5 separate regions of the Homo sapiens genome follow, and all the other regions are linked to region 4. Evidence: chromatin loops called from intact Hi-C (ENCODE). Cell type or tissue: endothelial cell of umbilical vein. All regions are shown on one strand. Each heading gives the region's core, and the rest is flanking DNA. Links, peaks and the distances in the headings are about the cores only. Region 1 has its middle 20 kb from the start of ASB15. Region 2 overlaps WASL (WASP like actin nucleation promoting factor). Region 3 overlaps LINC03043 (long intergenic non-protein coding RNA 3043). Region 4 overlaps HYAL4 (hyaluronidase 4). Region 5 overlaps WASL (WASP like actin nucleation promoting factor).

Region 1 (6,486 bases), core at 748-5,747, 280 kb after region 4:
TTATTCTGGCACATTGAAAGCTAACAGTCTTTGTATATTTATTTTTATTCAGCTGCATTTTAGAATTCCTATTTGTTCTAATGATTTTAGGTTGATTTTCTTGCTTTCTGTACAAAATGCTGTCATGTTGAGTGGTTGAAAACCTTATAAGAAATATTATACTAATCTATTACAGGGAGAAAAGATAGATTCTACTAAGAAACATTTAGAACAAGATGTTAGTATGTAAACTCTTAAGTGTGACTTCCATAGAGCAGTTGTTCTTAGGTTTGACTTGCATTGGAATCACCTGGGGAGCTTTAGAAAACACTGATGCCTAGCCGCCTCCCTCAGATACTCTAATTTCTGTGCATCAGGACATTAAAACTTCTTTCTTTTTCTCTTACTTTTTTTTTTTTTTTTTTTTTGACAAGGCCTTTCTGTGTCACACAGGCTGAGTGCAGTGGCACGATCATAGCTCACTGCAGCCTTGATTACCTGGGCTTCAGTGATCCTCCTGGAACTCAGTTTGGATCATGTAAAATTTGAGATACCTATCAAAGTCTAACAAGAAAGGTTAAGTAGGCAGGTTAATATGGTCCAAGTTTAGAAGAAAAGTCTGAGCTGAAGAAATAAATTAGTGATACTTAAAACCGTGTGGCTAGAAGAGCTCACCAAAGCAGTACATGCACATATAAAAATAGAGATGTTTAAGGGATGAACTCCGGGGCTAACCAGAGCTATGAGACAGAATACAAGCCAAGGGAAGAAAAATATTTACAGCCGAAAGGAGTGATCGACTGTATCAAATTCTGCTGCTAAGTCAAGTAAGATGAGGACAGAGAACTGACCATTGGATTTGGCAAACTTTAGGTTTGGTTTTTTATTGTGGAATCATCTCACTAACTGGCTACACTTCCTTTCCTGGTTTTCCATCTTGTCCCCCCTCTACTTTGCTTCTCAGTATATTATGAAGATGTTATGAGGAAAAGAGACAGTGTTCTTATGCTTAAGGATCAGAAGACCCATATACAATTTCCTAAGTCTAGGAATGTTACTCCTCTTTCCTGTGCCTTCTCTCCGAAAAAATCTTTCTTCGCTCATTTTGTTTGACTTACTTTATGACTAAGGGTTGTTGATTTATCAAAATCAGCTTTTTAAAAGTTTATACTAGTAACTACTTTAGAATAAAGAGAATGTCATATAGCAGAAATTGAAGTAGAATTTAAAACTCATTTTATTGCATTTTCTTAGAGAATCATCAAACACTAGATGAGCAAGTGTTGAGGTAAAGAGTGTATTACCCACTGTCAGAGAAGACTTTTGGAGGAGTTTAGAAATTTGCTACACTTCATGGTTATCAATTCCAGTTTCCCGTTAGTTCCCACTTCCCATGATATCTCCTCATATGATATATGTTGAAATTAGGCCCAAAAATAGCTCTGATTTCCTGTTCAGTTTTAGAATCTACAGTGCTGTCTTTTATTTATTTATCTATTTATTTATCTTTTTAGAGACAGTGTTGTTATAATTGCCCCAGCTGATCTTGAACTCCTGGCCTCAAGCAATCCTCTTGCCTCAGCTCCCAAGTAGCTTGTATTACGGGAGTGAGCCACTGCACCTAGGTCTACAATGTTATCATTTTATGTTCTCTCATCTGAACAGTCTATAATTTTAAAGATCCAAATTCCACTACAATATTTGTTTGTGATGCTTGCCATCTCTTTGCCTGCTATAAAAATTAAATTTTAAAATAGAGGCTAGTAGATTAATTTTTAAAACAAGATTTACACTAGTTTCTTTCATGGTACCAAGTTATCATTTCTGAGCGTTCTAAATGAGGTATATTCCTCTTTGAATAATACTGCATTCATTTATTTGCCAAGTATGTATTTATTAGCTACTATGTGCCTGGTGCAATGAAAATGTTAAAGAAGGCAGTTCTTACTCTCAGTCAGTGGAGGGGATGAATAGATGATCAAAAGAAGGTGATGCTTAGCTTCCAGGAGGGGACCAAGAGTATGCCTTAGACGATATAAAGTCTTGAGCTGAGACTTGAAGGATAAGAAGGAGTTTTCGAGATAATGTATAAGGGGAGAGGCATTCCAGGCAGAGAAAATACACATAGATCTGAGGGAAAATGGCATATCTGGGGGGAATGCTGATCATTTACTCTTGCTGGTCACAGAACGCATTGAGGAACCTACAGACAATGAGCAGGAGCTTTAGGTAAGAGTTAGAATATGTAGGATATATGTATATACTGAACTATATACTGGAGTAAAGAATTTGGGGCTTTATTTTATTTCTTCCTCCAGGACGGTGGCAATGAGAAAAGGCTTTCTCTTTGGGGTGCACTAGGGTAGTGGTGTTATTTGTCAGAATCTCTAAAGGCCATCTGTGGAGTCTTAACATTCTGAAGCACTCACTCCCTTTGGATATTGTAATGCAACCCCCCCTCCCCATCTCCCATTGTCACACATCCTTCCTTCCACAGGGACGTTACCTTCACATACTGTGGGTTGAACCTGTCCCTCAAAGTGGTCTGGGCCTGAGAACCACTGCAGGAGACAAGAAGAAGCCACAGGAGCATTTTAGGTAGGAAAAGATCATGATCAGCTTGAGCAATTTCTCCTCCCTTTCCTTGTTTTGCAGATATTTTACCATTACAATATAGATGGAGATTTTCATCTATTAATAAAAGATGTTCTCTATTCACAAATGGAAATGGAGCAACAGTACACAATTTCTGCCCCAGAATTCATGGCTGGTGCAGGTAAAAAGCTCTTTACAGTTTGCTAGTCAATCCATTTGCTTTACCTAAAAAGTTCATTTATATAGTTTTAAATGGTTTGCAGAAGTCTTTTGAACAGTACTCTTGAAGTTTCATGTCTTTTCCTCAAAACTTGACAGTCTTGGGAGTGACAAAAAGGGAGAAAATATACAAACATATGTGATATATTCATAGCTGGACTTAAACAATGATAAAAGAAAATTTTCATGTTACAGCCTACTTCCAGTAGAATTTTACAATCCTACTATCTAGTAGGAATCATTTCCTCTGAGTGGTGTTCTCACTCTGAGCAAATCATTTCTTAAGTAGCAAATTCTCCTCACAATTTGATGTATATCAGTTTAACCGAAAGACTTTTCAGAAACCTAATATGTAGCAAAGCTCACAAGGTCTTTAGAACATGACACATCAAAAAAGATGAAGGTAGAAATAACAAAAATGTGCCCTTAGGACTTAAGTTGGATGGGATCCCCTTTCTCTGGCATGGAGTCTAGGTATCTGGAGAGTACCTTTTTTTTTTTTTTTTTTAAGTGCTCACTTGAATGATCATGTTTTGTTTTCACTCCCACACTCTCACAATGCCCAAGAAGGGCAAATAGTAAAATGATGCTGTTATTTGATAAATTAATTACTGATGATAGACTCGTTTTGAATTCAAAGTGTTAGGAATTTAATGGAGTTTCTCCTTAGTGGCTTACAGATCTCCCATACCCTTCTACTATCTAGTAAGTATCATGTCCTCTGAACGGTGTTCATGCCCTGAGCAACATTCATGCTCTCAGAGAAACACCTCCTCCTCCGCAAAGAGCTGAAGGAGGTTGGTGGGACACAGATACCACCTGAATTATCCGTAAATACAAGCCATTTTTAAGTGGAAGACAGTTCTACTGCAACAAGCTGAAGAAAGCCAGCACCATCTAGTGGAAGGAGAGTCACACAGGAATGGACGCCTGTTGGTTTGGTTTCCTGTTCTGTATTTTGAACTCTTTGCTGAGACTTAGGTGTGCATTGTTAATATTGGTCTCTTTTCATAATAGACTTAACCGAACGGTCTCTGACCAAGCTTCAACACTGCGTTTTTTTAGTGGTTTGCGGTATAATAATTATAATGATGGCTATGTTTATTTAGATTTTGTTATACCTAAGCATTTCTCTAAGCCCTTATCTCAGGGCTTCCAGGTACGGTTGTGCAGGTTGTATACTGCACAAGGTTGCTTGGGTGAGGTTATGGGGAGACTGGAATCCATCTTAATCTCCACTCACCCACATGGGTGCCCTAGAGAAGGGTTGCATTCACTTGGAGAGATGATCAAAATTTTCCAAACTGCACAAAGGTGCCATATGATGCAGTTCTGGGTTTTCATATGCATTATCTCATTTAACCTCATGGCATTCTTGCAAAGTAGGTGTCATATTATTGTGACCATTTTTCAAGGAAGAAGTAAGGCTTAGGGGGTTAAGTAAAATTGCCTAAGGCCACATAACTACCCTGAGCAGTTTTTGGTCAAGTGGCTCACAGCAGAGGCAAGCTCAAAGCCTCTCCTGTGCCTAGCAAGTTTGATTGTGATGACTGCTTCACTCACTGACTCAAGCAACTCAAACCAAAAACTTAACAAGCAAAGCCAAAAATGTAAAAAGCAGTGCAACAGAGAACGGCCTGCCATGCACCTGAGGACTTCATCTGCCACCTTAGCATAACTCCTGTTTGCTCTCTGAACAGGCAAAACGCATCCTTTCGCTGGGTTCTTGTTCATCTTGTCCTTTCAAATGCCCTTTCTTGCCACTCCCCCATTTCCTTCAGTAGAAATCCTTCTGCTAATTTAAGACCCAATTTAGACCATCCTTCTCCATCTCCATGAATTTTTCTAATCCCGCCAATCTCTTTTCCTCCTTTATTTCCCTATCATATTTATTTTGTTTGCCTTACATAGTAATTATTTATGTACCTTTGTTACATCAGGATTTATTGTAACTTTTTTAAGGACAGGAGGTGTAACAGGCTTTGGACAATGTGGCCATTCAATAAATGAGAATTAAATTGAAAACCTAGAGACCTAAACAATGGCAAGAGAAACCTGCAGTTTTATTATATGCTTTATGTTCTCACTTAAACTAAATGTCTAAATAGGAATTTCATAATATTGAATAATGACAAGCTGGGAGTCTTAAGCCAAATCCACAATGCATTCTATAGCATAATAGATTTGTTTCTAATAAAGACCTAGTGAAAATTGAGTTAGTGTGATTTGCCAAATTAACTCAACTCCCAGGAGCAGAAGGAGTTATAGATTTGCAAATCCCAAGGTACCAGGCATGTTGCAAACTTGTTCTAAATTAAGTTTTAACTTTCATTTTGACTGCAATTATCTATTAAGCCCTCAGGCTACAGTGGGGCAGATAATAGAGAGAAAAGAAATCAGAACAACTCTTCATGGTATTTTTGAGACTATTTATAGAGAGTTTACTTTGCATGGAAGTGAACTGGTAATACAAAAGAATTCATAGAACAAACATATAACTATTGTAACCTCTACAGTGAGTACATAGCAAAACAAATTTAACAATAGTTATTCACTGAAAATGTAAATCTAAGATCCTTATTTTTAACTATAACTAAGAAAGTATTTTTATCTAAAATTTTCCCAATTACACTTATAAAGAAAATGTAGTATATCTACACCATGAAATACTACACAGCCATAAAAAGAATGAAATCATGTCCTTTTCAGCAACATGGATACAGCTGGAGGCCATTACCCTAAGTGAATTAATACAGAAACATAAAATCAAGTACTGCATATTTGTAGGAGTTAAACAATGATATACGTGGACATAAAGATGGATACAATAGACACTGAGGACACCAAAAGGGAGGAAGGAGGGAGCGAGAGGGGCAAAGGTTGAAAAACCACCTATTAGTACTACAATCACTATTTGGCTGTTGGGTTCAATAGAAGCCCAAACCCCAGCATTATACAATATCCATGTAACAAACCTGCATATGTACCACCCGAATCTAAAATAAAATAAAATAAAATACCTTGCATGTAAATTACATTGTCATAGGTTTATGTTAATGAAGACAAACAGAACTAGTTATTTCAAATAGATTGACAAAAATAGGGGAAATAAGACTTTATAAAATAGTTTAAAGATAGCAATGATTCAGTAGCCTGAATCTATAAGAGGAAGGTGGACTTTAGCACATAAAATTCTAACCGTGCATTCAATGTCTCCCTGAGAAAGAAAAGACTAAGCTATTGAATGAAATTGCTGTGGTAAACAGCAATCTCTCTCATTAGCTCAGATATTAAAAGAGTATATACAAAAATTGGCAAAGGTCTCCATAATAAGGAAAAATATCAGTCTGGTGATAATAGTTAGAAAAGCAAATGCCTGAAATTAACTGAGCTTGCACAGATAAATAAGTGAATGAATAAAAAAGCAAGTACTAAAAGTATAGAGGAAACAAAGTTCCAGAAAAATAAGTAGAAGGAGGAAAGAGGGGTATGTTCACAGTCTGGACAAATGGCAAACACTAAAATGACAGATGTTTAGGCCAAGGCAAATTACTTCCTAGAGGCTAAAAAACAGAGTTCTAGTCACAGGAATACTGCTGGTAATTTTTGAGCAACATAGAGAATGAAAGAGGGACCAAGAGGCTTTAGATGAATTTTGTCATTTTTTTTCCAACTGATACAAAATATCAGCAG
Region 2 (6,486 bases), core at 568-5,567, 180 kb after region 4:
AGAGCTATACTTTACATATGATGGTCAGGAAAGGCCTCTCTGAGGAAGTAGTTTATGAATGGTTTCTAAATGATGAAAAGATTCAGTTTAACGAAGAAATAGCTACTGCAGAAGTTCTAAAGCCAGAATAAGATTGGTGAGTTTAAGGGACAGAAAGGAGACCATCTTACTAGAGAGAGTGACTTGAAGGGAGAGTACATATGAGAGAAGTTTGGGGAGAGAGAGAGACAATAACTGGACAAATCATGTAGGGTCTTATGGAGGGAGGTAGCATCAGATTTCATTCAAATAGCAGTGGTAGCCACAGGAGGACTTTAAGAAGGGTAGCAACATATTTTTTAAACTTGAAATTTAAATAATATCACTCCATTTGCTCTGAGTCAAATAGACTCTAGAGTTGCAATAATCCAAGCAGGATGTGATGGTGGTGTGGAGAGTAGCAGTGAAAGAGGTGAAAAAGAGCAGGCTTGATAATTGGATCGTGAAAAAGGAGGAAGTAATAATAATTTCTAGGTTTTTGGCCTGATTATGTGACAGGATGGTGATGCCATTTATTGAGATGGAGCAGCAGACCAGGATGGAGCAGGAAAAGAAGATTGGGGAAGGAAATAAAAGTTAGAAGTTTTGAGTTTGAGAATCCATATGAAGAGTACAAGAAGGTAGTTGGATTTGTGACAGAAAGGTCAACCCAGATGATTTTATACATTAACAGGTTGAAATTTGTCACATAGATATTAAGGAACTAGAACCATTGTCTTCTAAGCCCTGTTTTAATCTTTAGTTTACTATCATACTCTATAGATATATTTCTTTAGATTCACTTTAAACTGTTTTAGTAACTAGATTCTTCTGGGAGTCACATTATCTGTGTTTCAGGAGTTAAATAATTGGAGAAACCACCCAAGAATTATGTAATGTCATTTTATTTATGCATATGTTTTAATTGTCTTGATTTTCTTGTAGATGAAGATGAAGATGAAGATGATGAAGAAGATTTTGAGGATGATGATGAGTGGGAAGACTGATCTATATATTATATATATATATATATTTTTAAGGTGAAATACTAAACACTACTTTCTGTCTGTGGATTCTGTAAAATTATCATGTAAATGTTCTACCAATTTGCTGTATATTTTTGTTGCCTTTTTTGCTTTTTTTTAATCTGTGCAATACCTCATTTAATCTGTAAAGGTTTGTCGTAATCCTCTACAAAGCTACTCCCTGTTATTGTGTGCAAGTTTACACCAGGATGCTCACTTGATTTGTGAATATTTTTCATTCCATCAACAAGGGAGTTTAAATACTATATGTGAGACTGACAAAAACCTTAATGTAATTTACTTATAATGCCAGAAGGAAAACACTATTTTCATACCCTACTTTTTCTGTACCTAAATTTTCTTAAAAAAAAATCTAGTATAGCACTACATTCTTTTTTAAGTGATGCAGACCTTAGTTTCTTTAGCCCCTTTATTTTGAATACAATGCTACATATGAATGTTGAAGCTGATACATTGCACAGTTCTGTAGACATCACTACACCGATGTAGTTTCTCAAATTTTAGCAATATGCTCTACATAAAATCACTACAGAGATACTAGTGGGGAAGACGATTAACACACCTCTTACAGTAATACTGCCTGTTATTGGTATAGCAGTGGTATTTGCAGACTGGGATCATAAGGAGCCCTTAAATACTTGTTATTGACTGGGGTTATTTTTATGCTGTAGCAAATGTGACAGGCTCTTTTTAGCAAAATTTTTGAAAATTTTTTTGGTATTACTCTGAAACAAAATTTAAGTTGGAGTTTCAGGGATTTAGGGAGTAGTTTTCATTCTACATGAACTGAGGTAATATTATGGTAACTCCAATATTTGGTTAAAAAAACTATACAAATCAGAATAGTACTAAAATACTGTAGAATTTTAGCATTTTTATTTTGCACTTTGTGTGGATTGAGGTGTTCAGAAATACCAACCATAAAAATGTAATCTAGTTGGCAAAGGTGTGCGCTAAAACACGGAACCGAACATGCATTGATTTGGATAACTTTTGAGGGTTTTTGTCAAATAGCATGTGAAGAGTTACATTTTTCTTAAAAGATTGGTGGTCCCAATGTCAGAGTTCTTGGAACAGATAACTGAATGATAGATTTTTTTTTTTTAAAGATAAAACTTTACAACCTGCACATTTGTTATGCATACTAAATGGTGTGTTAAAATTAGGGTTTCTTTGCCTCTCTACACTACACTAATCTGCCTAAAGGTGGTTGTTTCATATTTATAATGCTAATTATCATACCTACCTACTTTAAATTTTAGGTAGAAAATTATCTGATTTAAATACAAACATATTTTTCTCACATTGAGTAATATGCATAATGTAGTTCCAAATGTATTTCATTACTATAGTCACAATATCCAACTAAAAATTACGCTATCTAGAATTGTACCAACCAAAATCTCGTATTGGCAGATCTTGACAGGCTGGACCTGCAAGATGTGGCTTGAATTTTAACCATTTATTACATAATCTCTAGTGATCATGCATCTAGTTATCATAAGAAATAATTTAAAAGGTTTTGTTGCTGAAAGCAGTAAGTGGTGCAGTAAAATACTTAAGTTATTCAAAGAATGTTATCTTTCTTGCAAGAGTAATTTAAGCACATGGGAAAGATTCTAGACTTTTTGTTTCTTGCAACAACAGTGCCCTCTGCTGCTAGAAACCTTTTTCTACTTACTATCATTTTTATTGTGGCTTGAGCTCAGTCAATCTGGTGCAGATGAGGCTGGACAACTACTAACCAATAAAATCAGGAGTTTGTACAAAAGTTAAATGGAACATTATAATTATTTTAAGTAATGTTAATTGAAAAAATTTTTTCTTTTTGACAATATAAAAAACATTTTAAATTTCCTAGAAATGTCTTCAGGGTAATGCCAATTTAAGATCTCTCTTAACTTGTGGCCAAGAAATTCTAGATTTTCCAGCTGACTTTGGTATAATATATATTTATCAGGAACTTCTCTCAGCAGAGAGTACCCATTCTTCGAGTTCAAAGCACAATTTTAAACATGTAAAATGGATATATAATTTGCCAAAGGTAATTAATTTATTCTTTTTTTCTTAAAGAAGAAAAAGACATTGGTTGTTGTTACAAAAAGTCTAAATTACTGTTGGTTGAAACACAGCAGCTGTGGAGTTCAGTCCAGGCATGAAGACTAAATCTGCTTTACCAAGTAAGGTGTAAGGTTGCATGTTTCAGTCCTCTACCATCCTGCACTGTGAGCAGCACTATACCTGTGCGTTGTCTGAAAGCCTTCCGTATATTCTCCAGCTAAATGGTCGTCTGGTAGCCTTTGCATTTAACAAACTAGCATGAGGCTTTTTATATCTAAATGCTACGTGATAGACAATTTCAGCTAGCCACATATTGTATGTATGAGATTCATAAAGACTTTCAATCATTTCATTTTCAGACAACTGAAATTTTGTTTAGTATGTGAATTCTTTTTTTGAAATGTATAGTGAATAGGATGTTGCACTGGTGGCAATTCATCATGGAGCATAATAAAATTAATTTGACCCAAATAGAATAAAATAATGTGTTTCATGTGTTTATTGTTAAGAGAGTAAAATAGGTTTAAAATTTTTAAACTGTATAGTGAAGGGTACAGAGCGATCAATGATAATGGTTGATGTTTTCAGCAGACTGCATGCCCTGAGAGTTAGAGTGTGCCATTAAATAAACATGGTGAGCAGAAGAATGTTGCACCCTGTTCTGTTGGGAAACATGACAGCTGCTCAGCAGCTCCCCTAGAAGCCACTGCTGTCGTTCACAGAGCATTGACATTGCAAGGTCAAACTGTTTGGAACTCTTCCACATACCAGAAATGTTGAAGTTTTCTAAATCAGAATGATATTGGAGTTTATTGGTAGTTTCAATAAATGCCAAATATAGCAGTTTGTATGGGACATAAGTAGCTTTTAATAAATGATATCAAAGAGGGTGCTCATTTTAAACGGTAAACTCTGTTTTTGATAGATAGAATTTTCTGTTTCACTGACCCTGGCACAAGTGGGTGTCTGAAGATTAAACTGAGTTGCGGAATTCAGAGTGTAGGATGCTACAAAATTCCTTTTAAGAGCTTTGGCCAAATTTAACAACCATTTCAAGAGTAATACGTTCTATTAAAAAGTTGTTTCTGTTGTACAAATGTGAACACTTAAGAATATATTAGACTTTTAAAATAATTTTTTAAAGATGCCTAAGAATTGTTTCTGTCAGGTCATTTTTATCTAATCAACAGAGGGGATTCCCGAGATAACTCTTGTTTTAGAAACGGAGTTCCTAAAGGACAAATATAGAGATAAGGCTTATTTATAGTACAATAGAAAAGCCTGTATGGAAAAGTTGGGAAATTTACCTTCCACATTTATTGACATTGTCACATCTCACCTCCAAAACACAGCATTCTTTATAATCTCTTGGTCATTTATTCATGGATTAAAAAAAAAACTTTGCTTTCTAAGGAAGCCTCTAGGAAAGGTATAGTACACTGTTATGAATATGTTAGAGAACATGCTTTGCAGCTACTGCCTTTACTTCTGTATGTGATACTTGGCATCCTCCATTGCCGTGAGGAGCCTATTGAAAAATTTGTCTCCGGATGCATCTGCCATAGGTTTTTCCAAAAAAAGAAAAGCATCACAGATTGTGCTAACTAACTGTTGATACAGTGTTAACTATTACACAAGTCCAGTGTAACTCTAAATTGGCCATGCACACCATCAAGATTGACAAGTCAAGATAAGATAGCACACAATTATTTTGAGTAAAACTTTGAGTAAATTTTTTTGAGTAAAAATTATTGGAGTAAAAATTATTTTGAGATTGTAATTTATAGGTGGTTTCAGTCTAATCAGATACTTGTGTATTGGGGCGTTTCTAGTAAACTTGAAGTAGTCCCTGAATTATTTAACAACCACAAAAAATCTACCTTAGGATTTTTAAAAAAAAATGTTTCTATTTAACAGCAAGTTCAATTTCAGCAGTATCAGATTGCATTATGGAACTTGAACAAAACACTATTTTCTGTCTTGAATTGCTTAGCATTTCATGACCTAAATTTTGTCTTGTCTTAGCTGTTGCTAGATGTGTGAAGATTTTCATCAAAGCCTAATTTTAAGGATTTTTTTAAGCATCAATATCATATTATGAACTAAATGTGTGGTGGACATTAAGATACAACAGTGGATAGGATAGGTCCCCACCCACATTTACATCATTTAAATCTAAAATACTTATTTCATAAATGAAAGACGTTTGGACCATTGAGTTACATGAGTTACATGAGAACAGGCATGTGGACACCACCAAGCCTGTTCTCTAATTTTGCAGGTGAGGGTCCTCATTCATATTCACAGTGCTTGTGGGGCTTGCCCGAGGTTAAAGTATCTACTAGAAGCCAGATCTGACTAGTTCAGCTGCTCTTTCTCATGCACCATAATCCTATTGTATGCCTTTCTCTTTTTCTTAAGGATAAATGCAGATTTAGTTTGTTTCTGAAAGGTATATGGCTACAAATGTCACCCTTTCTCATATCATCTGGGTGTTGATAGATGCCGCCAACATCCTATGTCCATCTCTAACCAGAAAAGCTGGCTTGTTTTGAGGAGCCAGCCTCTGACTCTGATGCATGTGATTGTATTTTGGCTCATTGGCGGCAGTCACCCTACATTGCCCGAGCATTTGGTCATCACAGGGCACTTCTGTCATCTAGTACAGAGTTGAAATGAGGTTGAGCTTTTCATTCTACATCCAAATTATTTTTGTTAGTTTCTTACAGAAACTATAGGCATTGTTTTTACTTAGACATAAGTATTTCATAAGTCTACAATCAACTTGTCTGACAGAAAATTAAGAATATATTAATTTTCTGAATAATTTTGATCAACAGCTGCACTGTCAATTTAAAGACCGGGAGTTCTTCCAAGGACCACAAGGACAAACAATGCTTCAAATCCAACTTCCTGGCTTTATTATTGATGAGAGAGAGGGAGATCCTAACTTGGTTGCATGTATTTCAACCTTACCGGAAAAGAGGCAGGAAAATAAAATGTGGATCTCGTATTTGTGAAACAAATACAAGAAACAAATGAAAAGGCATTATCATGTCCGGTTAACTATGGGAAAACAAAGCTGTTTATGTCTCAGTTCTATAGTTGTGTTAAAGGCAAGTATAATTTAGTTCTTTAAATCAGCGTCTGACCAAATTTTTTTTTTTTTTTTTTTTAAACCAGGGTGGGAATCTAAGGAGGCAGAGAACAGAAAGGAGAGTGTGTTCCTAAGCATATTGTGGTGATTGGGGAATGCTCAGCAAGTAGAATTAAGAAATGCATTTGAATCTCCATTTTTAGGGACAAAAACTAGTTCTGGAGGAGGAGACTCATTTGTGTTTTGTTTGTTTATTGAGCAAGG
Region 3 (6,486 bases), core at 486-5,485, 920 kb before region 4:
ATAAATATGTATCATAACTATAAGTAATATCCAAAATATTTTCAATATAGCAACCAAATGATATCTATTCAAAATCATCTAGGATGTCTCTCTATAGTTCCCTCCCTCTTTATGCTTAAACCCACAGGGCAATATTGGAATCAAAGGATGTGAGTTCAAGTCTTGGCTCTTCAAATTCTATCAGGTAAGTCTTCTCCAAAATGTTGTTTAGTACTTTCATCTTTAAAAATGAGAAAAAGTATTCTAAGTTATTATGTGCTTGGCAGTTAATATGAAAATTATATGCAGTGACATAAAAATGCTTATCCCGTGGAAAATTCTAAATACATTTTACTCTCTTTTTTTCTTCTCTTTTCCTTTCCATCTTCACCTTTTTGATTACTATTTTCTTCTTTTCCACCTCATAACTACATTATATACATATATATATACATATGTATATATATAGAATTTTCTTACACCCATCCCATTCTCTATACTGAAGCCTTGTCATTTAAGTTAATCTCTGCCCAGATCTGACCAAATTCACTTGTCTTATTCTACTTATCCTCTTTTGACTCTCTGTTGTCTCTCACATCAAAAGCTAGTATTTCTCCTTTTGGGGCTCTTTTCTTGTTGGCATTTTATATGCTATCCTGGCTCTGTTAACTCTAACTTCAGTTCCACACAAAATTCATTAACCAGTAGTGTACTCAAGAAATGGCAAAGCGGCCGGGCGCGGTTGCTCACGCCTGTAATCCCAGCACTTTGGGAGGCTGAGACGGGCGGATCACGAGGTCATGAGATCGAGACCATCCTGGCTAACACGGTGAAACCCCGACTCTACTAAAAATACAAAAAAAAAAATTAGCCGGGCGTAGTGGCGGGCGCCTGTGGTCCCAGCTACTCGGGAGGCTGAGGCAGGAGAATGGCGTGAACCCGGGAGGCGGAGCTTGCAGTGAGCCGAGATCGCGCCACTGCACTCCAGCCTGGGCGACTGAGCGAGACTCCGTCTAAAAAAAGAAAAAGAAAAAGAAATGTCAAAGCATTGTCAGAGAAATCATAGTTGTTAATAAATCATTTAGTCTGAAATGTACAGGGTAGCGGTTAATACCATGGGGTCTGGAGCCAGACCTTGGCTGAAAATACAGCTCCACCACTTCCTGGCAGTGTGAGTTTGGTCACGTTATTTAACTCTTTTGGCCTCAATTTGCTTAAATTTCCTTGAAGTCTTGAAGTTTAAAGGGGATAAGGAATGTAATGCAATCAGCACAGTGCCTAGTAGATAATAGTAGCTAACATTTGTGGAACACTCAATAAATGTTAATTCATATTAATTTGGGGATTTTCCAATTCAGTGTGAGAATTAAAGCACAGGTGAGGGACAACTACTGAGAATTGCTTTAATTACTTTTTTGTTTCTGTTTTCATCTTCCTTTTTCATAACAACTCCTTTCTTTTATTTAAAACCTTGTAAAGTTCCTAACAAATGTGAAAAGAACTTTCATGTTTGAGATTCAGAAACTGTAGTACTTCAAATATTTATAAACAGAGAAAAATAATTCTGTCAGTATGGCCACTTAGATTGTATTAGTCTGTTCTCACGCTGCTGTGAAGAAATACCTGAGACTGGGTAATTTATTAGGAAAAGAAATTGACTGACAGTTTTGCATGGCTAGGGAGGCCTCTGGAAACCTACAATCATGGCAGAAGGCATCTCTTCAGAGGGTGGCAGGAGAGAGAATGAGTGCCAGGAGGGGAAATGTCAGACGCTTATAAAACCATCAGATCTCATGAGAGCTCCCTCACTATCACGAGAACATCATGGGGGAAACCGCTCCCACGATTCAATTACCTCCCATGGGTCCCTCCCACAGCACCGAGGGATTATGGGATTACAATTCAAGATGAGATTCCGGTGGGGACACAAAGCCAAACCATATCATAGATATACTAATTTGAATTCTGAAGACATGCCTAAAAACTATTTACTAGAATGAGTAACATAACATGTTGCAGATGAAGGTGACAGGAAAGGTTTTGAGTAAAAAAGTGTTTTTTTACTTCTAGCATTTTGAGTTTTTATTTGACCTGTTATCAACAAGTGAAAAGTATTAATCTGGCAAGCATTAATTAAAACTCTTTAACTTCAATATTTCTATAGGTAAGTCAGATCTTTCTGTGGTTTGTGTAATTTTCATTGCAAGGCTAAAGATTTAAATTTGGCATTCATACTTCTGTCAAAATTCATTTTAAGTCATACATAAACAAGTCATTTGCATGTTGATTAACTACCACAATTTCCTCTGTAACAATCTCACTTTGGAAGTGCATATAAATCACAGCTGAACAGATTTCTATTAGTTCCAAAAGCACATACGAAGTAATTGTTGTTTTTCTGAAGAAAATCTGTAGTGCAAATTATACATTTTGTTTATACAAGCAATCTAGAATGGATGTTTTAATTATGCATTTGTTTATATATAAAACTTGGACTTACAAATCAAGGACTATAAATATAGAAAAGATCTATCCAAACCAGAGTGCAAACTTCACGTGATCAAATTAAAGTTTGGCTTCTGGAAGCAGTTAGCCTACTCAGGCAATCGTATCCAGTAGCATTACCTTCTGCGCGGCAGGAGAGGGAGCTCTTTCCCACAGTATTCTGGACTAATCTTGCAGAAAAAAATCTGGTGCCAGAAGGCAGCCCAGTCAGAGAAAACACCCTACAAGTTCAAGCAGCATCTTGGGAATGCTATGTTTGGAGACCATGAGAAACATAGGTCCTTTCTTGAGTTTATGAAGGTTTTCAGAGATTCCAAATAGTTTTGGAGGAAGACTAAAGTTACAGCATCCACTCAGAACTTCAAAAAAAAAGGAAGGCTTTCCATTTAGTAAGCTCATCCAAATGCGCTCTCAGCCTACTATCTGAAGTCTGCTTAGGGACAAACTACACTAACCTGGAGAGCGCCTTTTGGACCAGGTTCCTCTGGGCAAGTCATTAAGGCTGCTGAGTTAGGAAAGCCTTTACTCCTGGGTAAGTTTCTAGGCGGTGGAAGATGCCACAGCTGTGAATATGTGGTGGACTTTTACTTTGGATTCTGGATCCCTTCCTTCACATATCTCTCGAGAGTTCTAAAATACAAAAAAAAAAAAAAAAAAAAAAAAAAAAAAAAAAGAATGATTTGGGCTATTTATTTTCGGAATTCAACAATTAGAATTGTGCGTTTTTTAAATTCAGATTTAATTTGCACTACAATTGTTATGAGCCTCCCTTTTTTACTAAAAGCATTATGGATAGCATGGAAATATTTATTTTAGTAAACAATTATAGTTAGTGAAGTTGCATACTCCTCCGTCTTAAGACTGAGTATTTACGTAGTGACTATATTAATAACAGGTGTGTATATTTTTTAAAGAACAATTTTCTGAGTTAGTTCTATGTTTATGCAGAGAAACTTTGAGGTGCTCATCTATCACAATCACTGTCATTAATGACAAAAGTAGAAGCATTATGCTATTGCTTTCAGAAAGTCAATGGACATTTCTTAGTTTCAGCAATGAGCTAAAAATAAAATCAGGGTTGATATTGAGTTGTGATAAAATGAACAGTTCACATTAATTTTTCTCAGGAATGAATAAAAACATAATCAGTGAACATAGGTTATCATGTTGAAATAATAACTTTTTTTATTGTTATTTGATTTTTTTTTGAGATGGAGTCTCGCTTTGTCACCTAGGCTGGAGTGCAGTGGCATGATCTCAGCTCACTGCAACCTCCACCTCCCTGGTTCAAACGACGCTCGTGCCTCAGCCTCCTGAGTAACTGGGGCTACAGGCGCGTGCCACCATGCCCGGCTAATTTTTTATATGTTTAGTAGAGACAGAGTTTTACCGTGTTAGCCAGGATGGTCTCGATCTCTTGACCTCGTGATCTGCCCGTCTCGACCTCCCAAAGTGATGGGATTACAGGCTGGAGCCATCGTGCCCAGCCAATGATGGTATGTTTTAATAGATTTCTAACATTCACAAAATAATTGAAGAGGGCACGTATGTTTTGAGGGAAAAGTAAGAAAAATGAAAGCATATATTAGATAGATAGATAGATAGATAGAGATACATACACACATGACCAGATAAGGCAGTATGGTGAAATAGAAAGTAAAGGATAAGAAATGGGGAAGAAAAATAGTTTATGAGTGATAGGCCAGTAAAAATTCTCTTCCATTTTTCTCATGGCAAAGTTCCTTCCTGGTTTCTTGAATTAAAAGGAAGAAAATTGTTATGTGAGAAATATTTCTGTCACATGGAAATACATTTTGTTTTATTTCCATATTGAATGAGGAACATGAATTCCTTCAGTCAGAATGTCAAAGATAATTTTTTTAGAACCTAATATATACATTTTATTAAGCAATTTTTTCCAGAACGTTTTCAAGGTTAGCATGCTGCCATTTTGCCTAGTCTGCTCAGCTCCAGACAACTGGGTGATTTATTTCCTGAGTCCAGGGATGTGTCTTTTGCGGCTTCCTCCTCCTCCGCCTTTTTGACCACTTCTTCCCTCTACCGTCATCTCCATCTCTCCCTAAGTCAACACTCTTCTTCCTGCCTCAATGCCTCTTGAATCACTTACATCCTCTATCATTGTTCTCCATGTGTGTCTTGGCTTTTTCTCTCTGCCATTCATATTCTATATTTTTCTCTCTCACTTTCCCTTTTTCCTTTTTTCTTCCTGGATTGCGAGCAATATAAAGTAGACCTATGAGTTTTAAAAGATTTGGTACGTAAATTAATAAAATTTTGTGATTTTGTTCTAATTTCAAAGTAGGGTGATTTTAATTTTAAAACAACAGTCAAACTGAGGCAGGATAAGTAAGGTTAGGGAGCTGTATTAGTTCATTTTCACACAGCTATAAAGAACTACCTGAGACTGGGTAATTGATGAAGAAAAGAGGTTTATTGACTCATAGTTTTGCAGGCTGTCCAGGAAGCCTGGCTGGGAGGCCTCAGGAAACTTACAATCATGGTGGAAGGCGAAGGGGAAGCAAGTAGGTCTTATGGAGGAGCAGGAGAGAGAGAAGGGGGAAGTGCCACACACTTTTAAACAAAAGGATCTCATGAGAACTCACTCACTATCATGGGAACAGCAAGGGGGAAATTGGCCCCCATGATTCAATCACCTCCCACCAGGCCCCTCCTCTGATACGTGGGGATTATAATTCGAGATGAGATTTGGTTGGGGCCACACAGCCAAATCATATCGGGGTTATACTGACTTGTCCCCTTGTGTGAAGCCCCACGGGCCCCTCCACAGACAGCCCTACATCCCTTGCATCCTTGTGTGCATCAGCACTTCTTTGGCAAGGTAAGCAGTCCTACAGGATACCAGCAGACCACCAACCAGATGGTTACAAGTTCCTGACATCCAGTGTGGCCTGGGAAAGAGAACAAAAGTTTCTTATTCCTGATGGAATTTCCCCATTCTCCAACCAATCGGCACCAAAAGCCCAAGAAGCTATTAGGTACAAATTCCTGCCTTGGGGGAAGGGAAGGGGGAGGAGAAAGGAAAGTGGGTGGCCGGGGGCTTCTCTGGTGTCCTGCATATGCAGCTAGAATCAAGGTTTAGCTTTTAGTAAACTTTTCCTCATTTTAATAATAAAAAAAAGCACCCCTAGGTGGAGATTTTATATGCTAATGATACACATGATTTGTATTAGGGCATGATACATGCGGTGTGTGTTACTGCTAAGCGCATGCTCCAGCTGCAGGTCTGCCTTTGCATATTTGACCTTCCCAGGTCGTATTTTATGAAAATGTATGTACAGCTCCCATAAAAGGAATTCCTTTGAGGCACTAGCTGCTGTCTGCCTCTGAGTAGCTTGCTCTGCCTCTCAGAGTGTACTTTTGCTTTGCAATAAATAAACTTTGCTTACTCTTACTTTAGGCTCGCTCTCAAGTTCTTTTGTGCGGTGAAGTCAAGAATCCGTACCTGCTCACCAGCAACAAAACCACAGTGAAGTAAGGATATGTGTGATGTGTGTGTGTGTATGACCACGCATGTGTGTGCGTGCACGGTGTACATGTGTGTTGTTAATGTTGCTTAGAATATTCTCCTCCTTCACCATCTGACAGTCTCTGGTTCCTCTGGTTCATCCTTCAGAGTTTAGTTCAAATTTCCTTCAAAGTCATTTCTGTATGCTCCCCTATTCCCAATTTAAATTATACCTTTCTGCTACACTCCCTTAATAATGACCATTTCTCAAGTTTCTGTTATAGGCCATAGTTGTGCTTCAGACCTTATAAACATTATCTCATTCTGACAACAACTCTTAAAGTATGTCTCATCACCATTAATTTACAGATGAGGAACCATGGCTCAGAGAGGCCAAGGAATTTGTCTCAAGTACTCTGGGCAAATACTCTCCTGCCTCTAGGCCTTAGTACTTGCTGTTTCCTCTGCCTGAAATGCTCTGACTCCAGATCTTGGCATGGTTGGCTTCTTATTTC
Region 4 (6,486 bases), core at 1,060-6,059:
GTGGCAATCAGGATATAAATAATAACCCCAAAGGCCTTTGGGTCGGCTCTTAATTCCCAATTTGATGGTTTCCTTCATGAAAGCTTTTGCACTTTCTTCAAAGGTCACTTTGGCTAAATATTCAATATCGGTAGCTGATACATTCTTTCCCATATCGGAAATAAGCTTTCTTGACTTCTGTCTGTAAACATCTTTTGAGTTCCAGTTCCGGGCCCACTGTGGTCGCCAATATTCCCAATCTATAACAGCAAGTCCACTGAAATCTTCAGCAGGGATGTAATAATTAATATCTTGGTCAGCTTTTTCCAGATGTACTTGTAAACTTATGTTCTGTGGGAGACCTCCATTAATGGGGACCCCTTGTGATGTATACCACGGATAGTATCCCAATCTGTTGACATAAAATATAGTGACATTTTGCCCCCTGGCCTTGGCCAGTGGGCTTCCAATCACAGGAAACATTTTCAAATTTAGTCTTAAATTATATTTTATCAAACACTGATCTGTTGGAGCATTCCAAGCAGCTATAAAAGGTTTCCTTTGATAAATTGGAAGTCGAGCAGGTTTTAGACAAGAGATAGACTTTAGAATAAAAAATATAAGGAGCCATGAAGTGAGATGTACTGGTTGAACAACACAAAGCTTTAACTGTCCTTCAGATAATACTTTCATGGTAAGATAAAAATGTTACGTTATCTTCTGCTTTAGTGCACTCTAGAAGACCTGTGGAGAGATTTAATTTTCTGTTAGTCATAGTTTTGAGGAAAAAGACTCAAATAATAAATAGATATTATTATTATATATGACTATTTGTAAAGTGTATCACTTAAAGGTCTCAAAGAGGCCTATAAATAAATTGAGATATAGAAGCATATGTAGAGACCTAGCTTCTATTCAGGGGCAGGAAATGCAATTCAACAAACATTCATGGAGCACCAGACCCCATGTCCAGAAAACAAAATGAATAAGATGTAGTCCTTGCCTTTAAGGAGTTCATGATCAGATAAAGATGTGAAATAATATTTACCATCATTTTGCAAAACTCATCAAATCCCAGGCATTGTGCTTAACTGCTTTGTAAATATTTTTTTTAAACTTGTAATAACTACATAAGGCTTATAATTACATTTCCATTTTACAAATGGGGAAACTGAGGCTTAGAGAGATGAAAAGGCTTGCCTGATGTCACTTTATATGGAAGGCAAGGTGATGTAAAATTTAAATAATAAAAATGCATAACAAGTACTACATGATAATTTATTGGAGCAATTACTTCTTGGAGTAAGCAGTAGGTAGGAATGGAAAGGAAAGTGATTTGAGTGGCAAGAAATTAAAACCAGCCCAACTATCCCAAAGAATAGATGTTTTGGGTTTCTTCTGAATAAACTTAGAAATTGACCCTCCCAGGGTAAAACTTAAGAAAGTTATATTTGTCTTATCTGGGTTCCTTTCTCGGTAAACCAACCATCAAGCCTCCCAGAATGTTTCAAGGAACTGAAACTTACCAGATTATCACATCTAAACAATGAGACACCAGATGCCTCACTCATCATGATTGCCTAACTGACCACTTGCCTGTTGACCAAGTCCTCTTTCTTACCCTTCCTTAATTCCTGTTTTCCCACACATAGTTACTTTTCTTCCCTACTTTATAGACCCCAAATTTTAGTTGCTTGGGGAGATGGATTCCAGACTGATCCTTTATTCTCCTTGGCTGCAGCACCCAAATAAGGCCTTCTTCCCCAGCAATACTCCTTGACTCAGTGATTGGCTTTCTCTGCAGCAAGCAACAGGACCTAGACCAAACCCCTGGTGTAACAGAATGTCTCAGGGAAGACACTGGAGTTAAAAGAGAAGATAGAGCCAGGCAGGGTGGCTCACGCCTATAATCCCAGCACTTTGGTGAGGCCGAGATGGTCACAAGGTCAAGAGATCAAGACCATCCTGGCCAACATGGGGAAACCCCATCTCTACCAAAAATACAAAAATTAGCTTGGCGTGGTGGCACATGCCTGTAGTCCCAGCTACTGAGGAGGCTGAGGCAGGAGAATCGCTTCAACCTGGGAGGTGGCGGTTGCAGTGAACCAAGATCACACCACTGCCCTCCAGCCTGGCAACAGAGCGAGACTCAGTCTCAAAAAAAAAAAAAAAAAAAAGAGAGAGAAAGAGAAGATAGGTAGGTGTTTGGATAGTAGAAGAGGGAAGACGATAGTGGCTACTTTGTCAAGTTATTTTTTAGTCATCTCTTTGTAAAACTACTATGAAATTATTTTTGTAAAAGCTCATCAAAGGGTTTGATGGCATAAAACGTTTGCAGTCTTGTGTGTCATTAAGATGAAAATGCATTGTGGTTATGCCTGATGCCTAGTGAGATTAAGGTGTCCAGTAGACATTTGTCCTTTGGCTGTGTGCTCCGGATACAGACCCCTTTCCTCAGTAGTCAATTCTGCACCATAAGTATCTTGGAAGGCAAAGCCCATATTTCATTAAATAAGCCAAAATGTCCCAGCCTTCCTTGCAGGTTTGGTATTGGTCTATGACTGTCGTCAGTCCAATTAGATGCATCCTAATCTAGGCTTTGAATTTGGATATTGAGATTCAAGGAGGCTGAGGTGACATTGCCAGTGGTGACGTAAATTCCAGTGTCAAGGAGCAGCAAGCTGGGGCATCCAGATTCTGAACCTGATGCCCATAATGTTACTGTTAAGTGGAGATATTGTCCTCAAGGGACACCGCCTTTCTGCTCAAGTAAGCAAGGTTTGTTTTGGTTGCTTACAACCAGGAACTCTGATTTATAGAGAAGTGATATGGTTTGGCTGTGTCTCCAGCCAAATCTCATCTTGAATTGTAGCTCCCCTATTCTCCCTGTCATAGGAGGGACGTGGTGGCAGGTAATTGTATCACAAGGGCGAGATTTCCCATGCTGTTCTTGTGATAATGAATAAGTCTCATGCCATCTGATGGTTTTATAAAGGGTGGTTCCCCTGAGCATGCTCTCTTGCCAGCCACCATGTAAGATGTGATTTTGCTCCTCCTTCACCTTCTGCCATGATTGTGAGGGGTCCCCAACCATGTGGATCTGTGAGTCCATTAACTCTCTTTTTCTTTATAAATTACCCAGTCTCAGGAATGTTTTCATTAGCAGTGTGAGAATGGACCAATACAAGGTGCTTTTGTGGCTTGTAGTAAAGCCTGTGCTACATGTTGTGTGTAATTATCACGTCTAACCACCAGGTGTCACCAGCCAAACCTCATGGTATTTCTCAGGCCTTGGACACTGCTGTAAAAAAATTTTAAGTAATTCACAAAACTTCCTCCAAAGACATTTAAGAAGGCCTAAGTAAATGGATAAACACAAAACACCAGTATTTAGGAGCTATAGAGGTAGATATTTTCATTTATTGAATATACTCCTCCATGCACAAAGCTGAATAAGATTACCCCACTTAGTAGCATGAAATATATCATACTGTAGCTCTAAATTATGATTTGAAGAGAATAGTATTTTCAAGGGAATCTAATTTTATGAGTAAGAAAAATTGTGGTACTCAAAACTTCCCCTTCTCTTTGATTTTTTATTATATTTTGCCTCCAGGTAAGAAAAATAGATTTACATATGCATTCATTAATAGAAGGGGGAAGAAGCTTTTCTTTAAATTTAAAATTGAGTTACATTAGAAAAGACTATATTTGTGTACCAAAAAAAGAAAAATCTACCCTGCCAGATACTTCCTGCTTTGGTCTCATTCAAAACATAGTTTTCCACTGACTATTGTTTCCCCTTTGGTCGGCTCCCTCATCACCACCATAGAACATCCTGGTTCATTTATTACAAAGTTACCAAGTGATTCTCTTCTCCTATCTTGGAATGTTATTATTGTTCTCAGTGTCTCAGGGAAGACACTGTAGTTGAAAGAGAACTGGTGAACTGTTTGTTCTGGTGAACTGGAGGTGCACCTTACATGGCAGATGGTAGACATAGCTCCTGATAAAATGTGTGGGTGCACGACCAAAAAAGACAAAATAAATAAGTAAAATCCTGTGCCCGTGTCTTCTGCTTGCTGTATGTCAGGTTTCTGCTTCCTATACAGCCAGGTCAGGGCACTGGTGTGCCCTCCTAGTTAAATATGGCTTGTTGGGAGGAGATCCCCTCACGTGACCCCTCTCAGACACTGTTTTCCCTTCCCTGTCCCACCATGCAATCTCTGTTTCTCTTGTCCTTCCTTCACCAAGGAACCTCCCCAAGCCTGCCCTTCCAAAAGTGCCCTTTGCTTCAGAGCTTCCCTAGACCTCTTTCCCTCACCCCACCTATGCCATTAAAATCCCCACCGCTGAGCTCTGCCTTATCTTGACTAGTTCTTGTAGCATAGCAACCTGTGCAATTATCCACAGTTAACCATATCACCAGCAATAGCAACCTTCCTTTTCTTTCTCCCTTCCCCCTTCCATAATCCGCCTAGGCAAATGTGCTCCTGTAAACAAACCTCTAAATGACAATGTTTAGAAAGAGTTAGCAAGATATTGGAGGTAGAAGTGAATGAGGAATTTAACCTGGACTTGTCCCTTAAATTTTAATGCCCAGGTTTCTCTCCTTAGAAGTAAGGTCTGTTCTGGGAATATATAGGAAGGACTAGTTCCTTTCCTTCAACAAGGAAACTTCTGTGAAGACATTTTAAAGGCCCCTGAACAAATGATTTTCAATGAAATGACATACTCATTAAAGCCATAGGTAAAGGGAAGTAGCTTTCTCCTGACCCCTCCTCTAGTAGAAGGAAGTGAGGAAGGTTTAGCTGCTACTATGTTGACCTTGGTTTCATAGTTCTAATCTTCTTACCCTGACCAGAGACAAATGTGGCAAAAGCAGCAAACAGACAGGGCCTATTTCAGGTCGGCTCAAGCACCTCACCTCATCACTGCCCCTTCCTCCTGACAGTGAAGGAGACAGTGAAGAAGGTGGCAGGAGGGATGTTCTTTTGAGGGAGACAGGACCACCATGTACAGCTACAAGAGTCTGCAAAAAAGCCTCTATCTCCTATCCCCTACTTATTCCTATCTCCCTTCTCACTCCTTCCCCAAAGAAGCTTACTTGCTTGTGATAAATTAAAAGAAAAAAAAGAGCAACCCTTGGCATTCAGAAACTGTGAGTACTACACTCACAGCTAGGCTGCATAATGCTTCTCTTAAACAATGTCACAGAATACCAGTCTGGACAAGTTTACTCTCAGACCATAATAAAATGAGACAAAGCCAGGCCACTTTTAAATATTGTCTAAGATCAGAAAAGAAGGTCACTGTGCAACCCACAAAATACCAAACATCCCTCTCTCTTGCTGAATGAATGACTGCTATTCTTTACCCAATCACAGGAACGCCTCTGCTTTCTGACAACATCTAATCTAGAGAAAATCCCTGCCTTCTTAGACTCTTCACCAAGTCACTCAGCCAAAACCTAAATCATATGATAGTTTCCTCCTAATACCCTCTTACTGAGACACCCCATGGCTTCCCATGGTGTGCACCCTCCCTTCCCACAATAACTGATAAAGTAAACTAATTTAACTGCAGGTGTGCTCCTGGTGGTCTTTGGAACACTGACATTGTATGATGAAGGCAGAGGCACTTAGTGTTCATTCTTATAAGAATTCAGAAAATGTTTATTGAGCATCTTCTATGTACCAGGCTCCCTTCTAAGTATTAACAATACAATAGTGAGCAAAACAAACAAGAGCCTCTGCCCTCACTGAGTTTAAATTCTTGTAGGGGAGGGAGATAATAAATAAGAACAGTAAATAAATATTCAGTATGTTGCAAATTATGATAACAAAGAAAAATAAATAAGGCAGGATTTGTTCCTAGATGGTAACAAGCCTCACTGATCCCAAGGATAAGAGGAGTCAGCCTGGAGGATGTCTGGGGAAGTATGAGGGAAAGCAGGTGCAAAGGCCCTGTGGCAGAGCATGTCTGCTGTCTCTAAAGACCTTTGAAGAGGTCAGTGACTAGGTAAAAGGAGCCAGAGAAGAAAGAGTGAGGGTCTTGTTGGGGCTTATAGGTACTCAGGCTTTCACTGTAAATGAGATGGGAAAGATGTGGTGGGCTTTGAAAGAAGAATGACATTGTCTGCCATGGGCTTAACTGGATTCCTCTGGCTGCTGTGTTGAGGCAAGCCTTTAAGGGAAAAGACACAAGAGAGAAGCAGGAAGACTATAAAAAGCTCTTGCAATAATCTAAGACAGAAATGAGAGCAGTTCAAACCAGTTATTTATGAGACCATAATATTTTAAATAATCACCACAAAGGAAAAGGATATTATAAATCAATAAATTAATTGCACTAATTTGTTTTCATTTTGATTGCAACTCTAAGTGCCTGTTCTCAAACACCCAGTGCGATGTTTTTTAACTTTACACAGCATGGTGATCCACACTGATCTTTACGATTAGAGTGAATGCTCTGGAAAAGTTTTTCAAAGCATATACTCCCTTCTTA
Region 5 (6,486 bases), core at 690-5,689, 160 kb after region 4:
ACTAATCTTCCTTGTTTCAGTAAAAGGCATTTGTTCCATCTTATCCCTCAGGCTCACCATGGTCCCTCATAAATCCTATCAGAGTCCTATTGACTCTGCCTTCAAAAACATGTCCTGTCTGACTATTTCTTACCATTTCTGCTGCTACCATCCTAATCCAGGCCACCATGATCTGTCAGCTGGGCTGCCACACTAGCTCTCTGACTGGTCTTCCTGCTGCTACTCAATCCTTTTTACTATCTCTTTTCTATACAGTAGCCAGAGTAAACTTTTAGAATTGTAGATTAGGTTATATCACTTTCTCTATTTAAAATTCTGTAAGAGCTTCCTATCATATACACATAAAATCTATAGTCCTTAACCATGGCCTGTGGAACCCTACATGATCTAGTCCCTGACTTTCCTTCTTGTCTCCTTTCACTGTGCCATTTGCTCACTGTAGTCCAGTCTTCATGATGTTCTTTCATGTTGCACCCTCCTTGGGGCCTTTGAATGTATTGTTCCCTTACTTATTTTATTTAGATCTCTACTTAAATGTCGGGTCTTCTGAAAAATCTTCCTTAGTCACACGTATGTCAATTTAGGAATAAGACAGTTTAGTGAATTAATTTTTTTATGTTGATGTTGTCTTACATATATTTAATAATATTCTTCTAATTTATTTTCTAACAGAGAAAAGACGAGATCCCCCAAATGGTAAGCTTTTTGACAATTATTAATCTTTTAAGATTTTAGATGACAGTTTAATCCTTGTGGAAACATGTACCATACATTAGTAATATTTAGTATCTTTTACATGTTAATCCTTGTGGAAACATGTACCATACATTAGTAAGTAATGTTTAGTATCTATGATCAAATTATACAGTTTATTGTGTTCCTATTTTTAATTAATGATTGACAGATGAGACTTAGGAAACAATATTCTTTGATATTTTTCTAACATGAAGAAAGAATACATAGGGTGAAGATCACTAATACTTATTATATTTTAATTCTGGATTCACAGTTGACTAAGTATACAATCGGACCTTAACATTTTTCCTAGAGGCAGTACATTTTGTCTAGAATATTTGTTAATGTCCTACTTTAAGATTTACCTTTCATTCTTATTTCAAAATATTATTTCACATTGCTTATGTGTTATATGAAGCCCCTTTCAAAATGAACACCTACTGTTGTGGTGTATTTAGAACTAATTTAGCTCTGTATAATGCTCTTTAATTTGATAATGACCACTTGAAGTATTATGAATTCATTTTTTAAAAAACATTGAATACCAGAGAGTAAAAGCAGAATACCAGGATGTAAAAGATAAGGTCTCAGGGGTAGAAATTCTTACTCTAGACTTCATAAACTCCCTGAAATTGTGTGCTAAATATGTTCTTTTCTCTGGAGAGAGAGGATCCATGGCTTTCATCGTATTTAAATGAGGTTCCTGACTCTATGAAGGTAAAGAATCATTCTCCAGCACACTTTGTTATGATAGAGAAAATGGCTGCTTTTTAAAAGCATATCTCAAATCCTCTTATCAGAACCTAGAATGATTATTCAAGGAAAACTTACATAATACAGAGTTCTTAATATATGACAGCTATTGGTGATTGTTGGGGTTTCTTTTAAACAGATACGTTGCCTTTTGATTTTGTCCTTAAATTTCTTTTTCTGATACAGAAACATGAACCAAATGTTGCTGTATTAAATTCTGGGTTGTTTACCTTATTATTAATTTTTTAAATGCCTGACTACCTTCAGTAGTGCTTAACAGGTACCAAATATTGTATAGTTTCACTTTTTCTTTTGAATAGAAATATTAATACTTTTTAGGGCTGTTACGGGGATTGAAGTAATCAAAGCTTAGCATAGTGCTTAATAAATATTAGTTATTCTGATGAAGATGATGACAACAATAATAGCAACTACTAGTTAATGATCTTTTACTACCTGCCAGGCACTGTACAGCAACCTTCTGAAGTAGCTCCTATTATCTCTTTTATAGATAAGGAAACCGAAGCACAGATAGGTAACTTGCTCAAGGTCTCATAACTAGTAAGTAGTGAAGCAAGATTCAGCATCAGATGATTTGACCCTAGAGACTGGCCCTTTAACCACTATGTTATGTCAAGATGATTTTGAAGGCAAAACTGAGACACAGGGTAAATATCATGTCTCAGGATATATAAATTAGTACATGGCAGAGGCAAAAGAAACAGAAGCAGCTGAGTTACAGGTTGCTCATCTGTGAACTTTTAATGTAGTAGTAGAAATTTTCCTTGATATAAGCCTAGTATTTCAACCTTTTTGAATTTGTTACATTATTTTGAGTTTGGAGAGTATATACAGTATTGAGTACCAACAGAGAAGACTTTCTAGTGGTGCCATCGAAACACTTTGGGGAAAGTAACCCCATATTTTAAAGTGTAGATGCTGTAGAAATAATATAATTAAAATTAAGGTTGTAAATACATGTATCCATGTTGGATCAGTTCCAGGATCCCCCCATGGATACAAAACTTCGTTGATACTCAAGTCTGCGATACAAACAACATAGTATTTGCATGTAACTACAGATTCTCCTATATGCTTTAAATCCTCTGTAGAGTACTCATAATACCTAATACGATGTAAATGCTAGGTACATTTGGTCTTAGCCAAAAGGCTGAGAAGTAATGCTGGGTAAATAGTTGTTATACTGTATTGTCTAGGGAATAATAGCAAGAATGTTCTGTACATGTTCAGAACAGATGGACCCATCCATTTTTATTTTTAATCCACAGTTGGTCGAATCCATGGATGTGGAATGCATGGATATGGAACTGTGAATATGGAGGGCTGAACATTTATAAAATGAATTTCTGAAGAGGCATCTAGTTTCCATGAATAGATAGAATTTGAAAATTCTTTATATAACAGTGGTGTTTCATAATTTTATTACCCCTACTAAGAGACCCACTTAGAATTAAATGTAGTTTCAGGCCGGGCGCGGTGGCTCTCGCCTGTAATCCCAGCACTTTGGGAGGCTGAGGTGGGCGGATCACCTGAGGTCAGGAGTTCAAGACCAGCCTGGCCAACATAACGAAACCCCGTCTCTATTAAAAGTACAAAAATTAGCTGGGCATGGTGGCGCATGTCTGTAATCCCAGCTACTCGGGAGGCTGAGGCAGGAGAATTGCTTGAACCCAGAAGGCGGAGGTTGCAAGTGAGCCGAGATCACACCATTGCACTCCAGCCTGGGCAAAAAGAGCAAGACTCCGTCTCAAAAAAAAAAGAATTAAATGTAGTTTCTTTCTATGAGTTGGCCATTGGTTTTAAATCTTTAGTTTTAATCATTTGGCCCAGTGGTTTCAGACTTCTTTCATTAAATAAATGGAGGGTTTTTTTTTTAATAGTGTTGTTAAAGGACAAAATTATACAGCATGTATTGCCAATACTTGTATACTTATAAAATATACATATAATATGGAATTAATATATTAATACACAAAGAATGAAATAAATAATTATTAATACAAGTTGTAATATTTTAAAACTGCTTTGCATTCAACTATCTTGCTTTCCCCACTAAGTGGAGACCACTGTTTAGGAGGCAGCATTATTACTTTACTGTATTTGGTGCACCACCACTAGGTGGCAGTGGGCCCCTGGACCATGTCCTCCAGTAGCTATGCAGGTGCTTTGTCTCAGATCCTTATTTAGATTATCAGTTTACCACACCTTTTCAAATTTTAATTATTAAAAAGATACTTTATGTAGAATTTACATACATTCCTAAAATGCAGTTCAGTAACTTCCTCACTCCTAATTTCTTTATTGGTCAGTCTCACATTTTAGCATATATGCTTTCCAATGATTTGTTCTCAGCTTCGTGACTGCTTGACATCAGAGGCCTCTAGGCCACCTGTTTTTCAACTGTTTTCCTTGGTGAGGCTTCTTTGCTTCTTATGTAATTAATGGGAAACTTGAGTTCTTTTAGATTTAAAATTAACTAGACATGTCTGTTCACAAGAACATTTAAAAACCTTTTCATGCAACAGTTATCCTTAATCAGAAGGAGTTAATTTGTCATTTGTTTTTTAAAAAAGAAGGAAAACAGCCCGCCTTCATTATATGTTTACATAGTAGTTCTTAGGAGGAGTGTAATTTCATAAATGGAATAATTAAACTTTACTAGAAATGACTTCAGTACGTACATCTGTTACTAAATCTTTCATATACTTTATGTTGTTTAAAAAATGGCTCTATACCTTAAACAGGTTATCACTTTTTTTAGTGTGTCGCTTGAAACAGATACTTAATTTGGCTCTAGAATACCATTTTAAACTTATTTCCTAACATCTTCAAACTCTAAAGTAAATAACCATTGTCAACAGAAATAACCGAGTACCTAACCTCTTGAATGTATAGAAATCCATTTTTTTCTAAATTCTGTAAGTTGTTAGTAAATATTTGTTGAATAATGACTTGTTGGACCACAGACCAAGAAAACTGAAAAATTGGCAAACAAAGAATGTATTATGACATTTGTAAAATTAGCGGTGTTATCCACCTTGTAGTTTGACTTTTGTGTAAGAGGTATAAGAGGTAGAATAGTTGGCCGGGCACGGTGGCTCACGCCTGTAATCCCAACACTTTGGGAGGCCGAGGCAGGTGGATCACGAGGTCAGGAAATCAAGACCATCCTGGCTAATACGATGAAACCCCATCTCTACTAAAATATGAAAAATTAGCCAGGCTTAGTGGCACACACCTGTAGTCCCAGCCACCTGGGAGGCTGAGGCAGGAGAATCACTTGAACCCGGAGGTGAAGGTTGCAGTGAGCCGAGATGGCGCCATTGCACTCCAGCCTGGGCGAGAGAGTGAGACTCCATCTCAAAAAAAAAAAAGAGGTAAAGTAGTTAATTGGAAGGGTAGTGGACTAGGAACCAAGATATCAGAATACACTTTTGCTTCTGTCACTAATCATATGACTTTATAAAGATCACCTGACTCTTACTGTCCTTCATTTTCATTAATAAAATGAAAGGCAATTTTGAAAAGAAACTCTAATTTCCCATCTAATACTAATTTTCTATATATCTCCATTATATGGATTTTTCTTTATAGTCTTACTTAAATAATGTTGTTTTTTTTTTTTTTTTTTTTTTTTTTTTTTTTGAGACGGAGTTTCGCTCTGTTGCCCAGGCTGGAGTGCAGTGGCGCTATTTCGACTCACTGCAAGCTCCTCCTCCCGGGTTCACGCCATTCTCCTGCCTCAGCCTCCCGTGTAGCTGGGACTACAGGCGCGCGCCACCATGCCCGGATAATTTTTTGTATTGTTAGTAGAGACGGGGTTTCACCGTGTTAGCCAGGATGGTCTCGACCTCCTGACCTCGTGATCCGCCCGTCTCGGCCTCCCAAAGTGCTGGGATTACAGGCGTGAGCCACCGCGCCCGGCCTTAAATAATGTTTTAACTAGTACTAATGAAATTCATCTATAATGACTTAAAGAGATAATGTTGATGCATAATAATATATTCATGCCTGATTTTTGGGTAGAGAAAGAGGGGAAACAGTCTGATTACAGTATGAGTTAAACATTGTTACTCATTTCACATATCACTTACATTTTGTTCCTATCCTCATTCTTGAATCTTCCTCAGAGACAGCTGAATTACTTTCTCTAGTGAGTTATATAAATCAAGGTTATAAGAAGCTGATTTTTCAAAAATATACTAGCTTGGATAATTTAAATCATTAAACTTAACTTTATCCAACTGTGTTTCCATGCTAGTCATCTATAGTATAATAGATGGCTTTTATATAAGCTAAAGTGGCAGAAAATATTTTTGTTGTTTTCTGTTTTTATATTTTACTGGTGAGTCTGATTGTTTATAGTTGCTATTTGAATACTTAGTTCCGGAAAAGTCATATGAATAAAGAGAGTGCCTAATTCTTTTTCTTTTTTTCCTTTTTTGAGACAGGGTCTTGCTCTGTCGCCCGGGCTGGAGTCAGTGGCGCAATCTCAGCCCACTGCAACCTCTGCCTCCCAGGTTCAAGTGATTCTCCTGCCTCAGCCTCCTGAGTAGCAGGGATTATAGGCACACACCACCACGCCCGGCTAATTTTTGTATTAGAGGCGCGGTTTCACCATATTGGCCAGGCTGGTCTCGAACTCCTGACCTCATGATCTGCCCGCCTTGGCCTTCCAAAGTGCTGGGATTACAGGCGTGAGCCACTGTGCCTGGCCAGGGAGTACCTAATTCTGATACTCCTAATTCTGTCTTAATTCTTACATTTTATTAAGATATAAAGATAAGAAACAAAGTAATTTGTAGCATCCTTATTGTGGATAGTGTTGCTGATACTGACTGGTAAAGATAAGAAGTGAGAGGGCAGAAAGGGAAGAATGAGAAGTAAAAGTAGACCACCAGATAAGTCTGTGAAGGTCTGAGTGTAACCCCAATTCAACCCTCTAGTCCCTACATTCTGGATATTCTCAGTAAGTCC

Evidence for each region. Peaks named below come from ENCODE experiments on the same cell type or tissue, not always from the same donor. Only the 100,000 strongest peaks of a DNase experiment are listed, where the experiment ranks them.
Region 1: a loop joins it to region 4, with 7 times the contacts of the local background. A loop is called at or near these places in 47 of 110 quality-filtered maps.
Region 2: a loop joins it to region 4, with 15 times the contacts of the local background. A loop is called at or near these places in 88 of 110 quality-filtered maps.
Region 3: it touches region 4 in a loop (4-fold over the local background); 2 of 110 quality-filtered maps call a loop at or near these places.
Region 5: a loop joins it to region 4, with 8 times the contacts of the local background. A loop is called at or near these places in 6 of 110 quality-filtered maps.

Annotation. Positions count from the first base shown.
Region 1 is chr7:123,578,230-123,584,715 of GRCh38, reverse strand. It overlaps a transcript of NDUFA5 not described here and a transcript of ASB15 not described here. Among named protein-coding and RNA genes, the nearest start is that of ASB15, 20 kb to the left of the region's middle. In endothelial cell of umbilical vein, for the core only: a CTCF peak has its summit at 3,695 (motif pointing left); a DNase peak (open chromatin) is centred at 3,575.
Region 2 is chr7:123,679,058-123,685,543 of GRCh38, reverse strand. It overlaps WASL (WASP like actin nucleation promoting factor), which reads left to right. Exons shown (of 11, transcript NM_003941.4): 11 at 964-3,601. The coding sequence ends at 1,025. Among named protein-coding and RNA genes, the nearest start is that of LMOD2, 26 kb to the right of the region's middle. In endothelial cell of umbilical vein, for the core only: a CTCF peak has its summit at 2,725 (motif pointing left); a DNase peak (open chromatin) is centred at 2,703.
Region 3 is chr7:124,781,514-124,787,999 of GRCh38, reverse strand. It overlaps LINC03043 (long intergenic non-protein coding RNA 3043), which reads left to right. Exons shown (of 4, transcript NR_167671.1): 2 at 128-184; 3 at 5,924-5,997. Among named protein-coding and RNA genes, the nearest start is that of LINC03043, 6.1 kb to the left of the region's middle. RefSeq lists a silencer at 4,351-4,645. In endothelial cell of umbilical vein, for the core only: a CTCF peak has its summit at 2,614; DNase peaks (open chromatin) are centred at 2,659 and 4,529; H3K27ac peaks cover 1,827 bases.
Region 4 is chr7:123,862,460-123,868,945 of GRCh38, reverse strand. HYAL4 (hyaluronidase 4) reads right to left here. Exons shown (of 5, transcript NM_012269.3): 3 at 1-723. The coding sequence starts at 672. Among named protein-coding and RNA genes, the nearest start is that of HYAL4, 21 kb to the right of the region's middle. In endothelial cell of umbilical vein, for the core only: CTCF peaks have their summits at 3,017 and 3,218 (motif pointing right); DNase peaks (open chromatin) are centred at 3,255 and 3,795; H3K27ac peaks cover 613 bases.
Region 5 is chr7:123,698,844-123,705,329 of GRCh38, reverse strand. It overlaps WASL (WASP like actin nucleation promoting factor), which reads left to right. Exons shown (of 11, transcript NM_003941.4): 5 at 673-696. Among named protein-coding and RNA genes, the nearest start is that of LMOD2, 46 kb to the right of the region's middle. In endothelial cell of umbilical vein, for the core only: a CTCF peak has its summit at 3,619 (motif pointing right); a DNase peak (open chromatin) is centred at 3,629.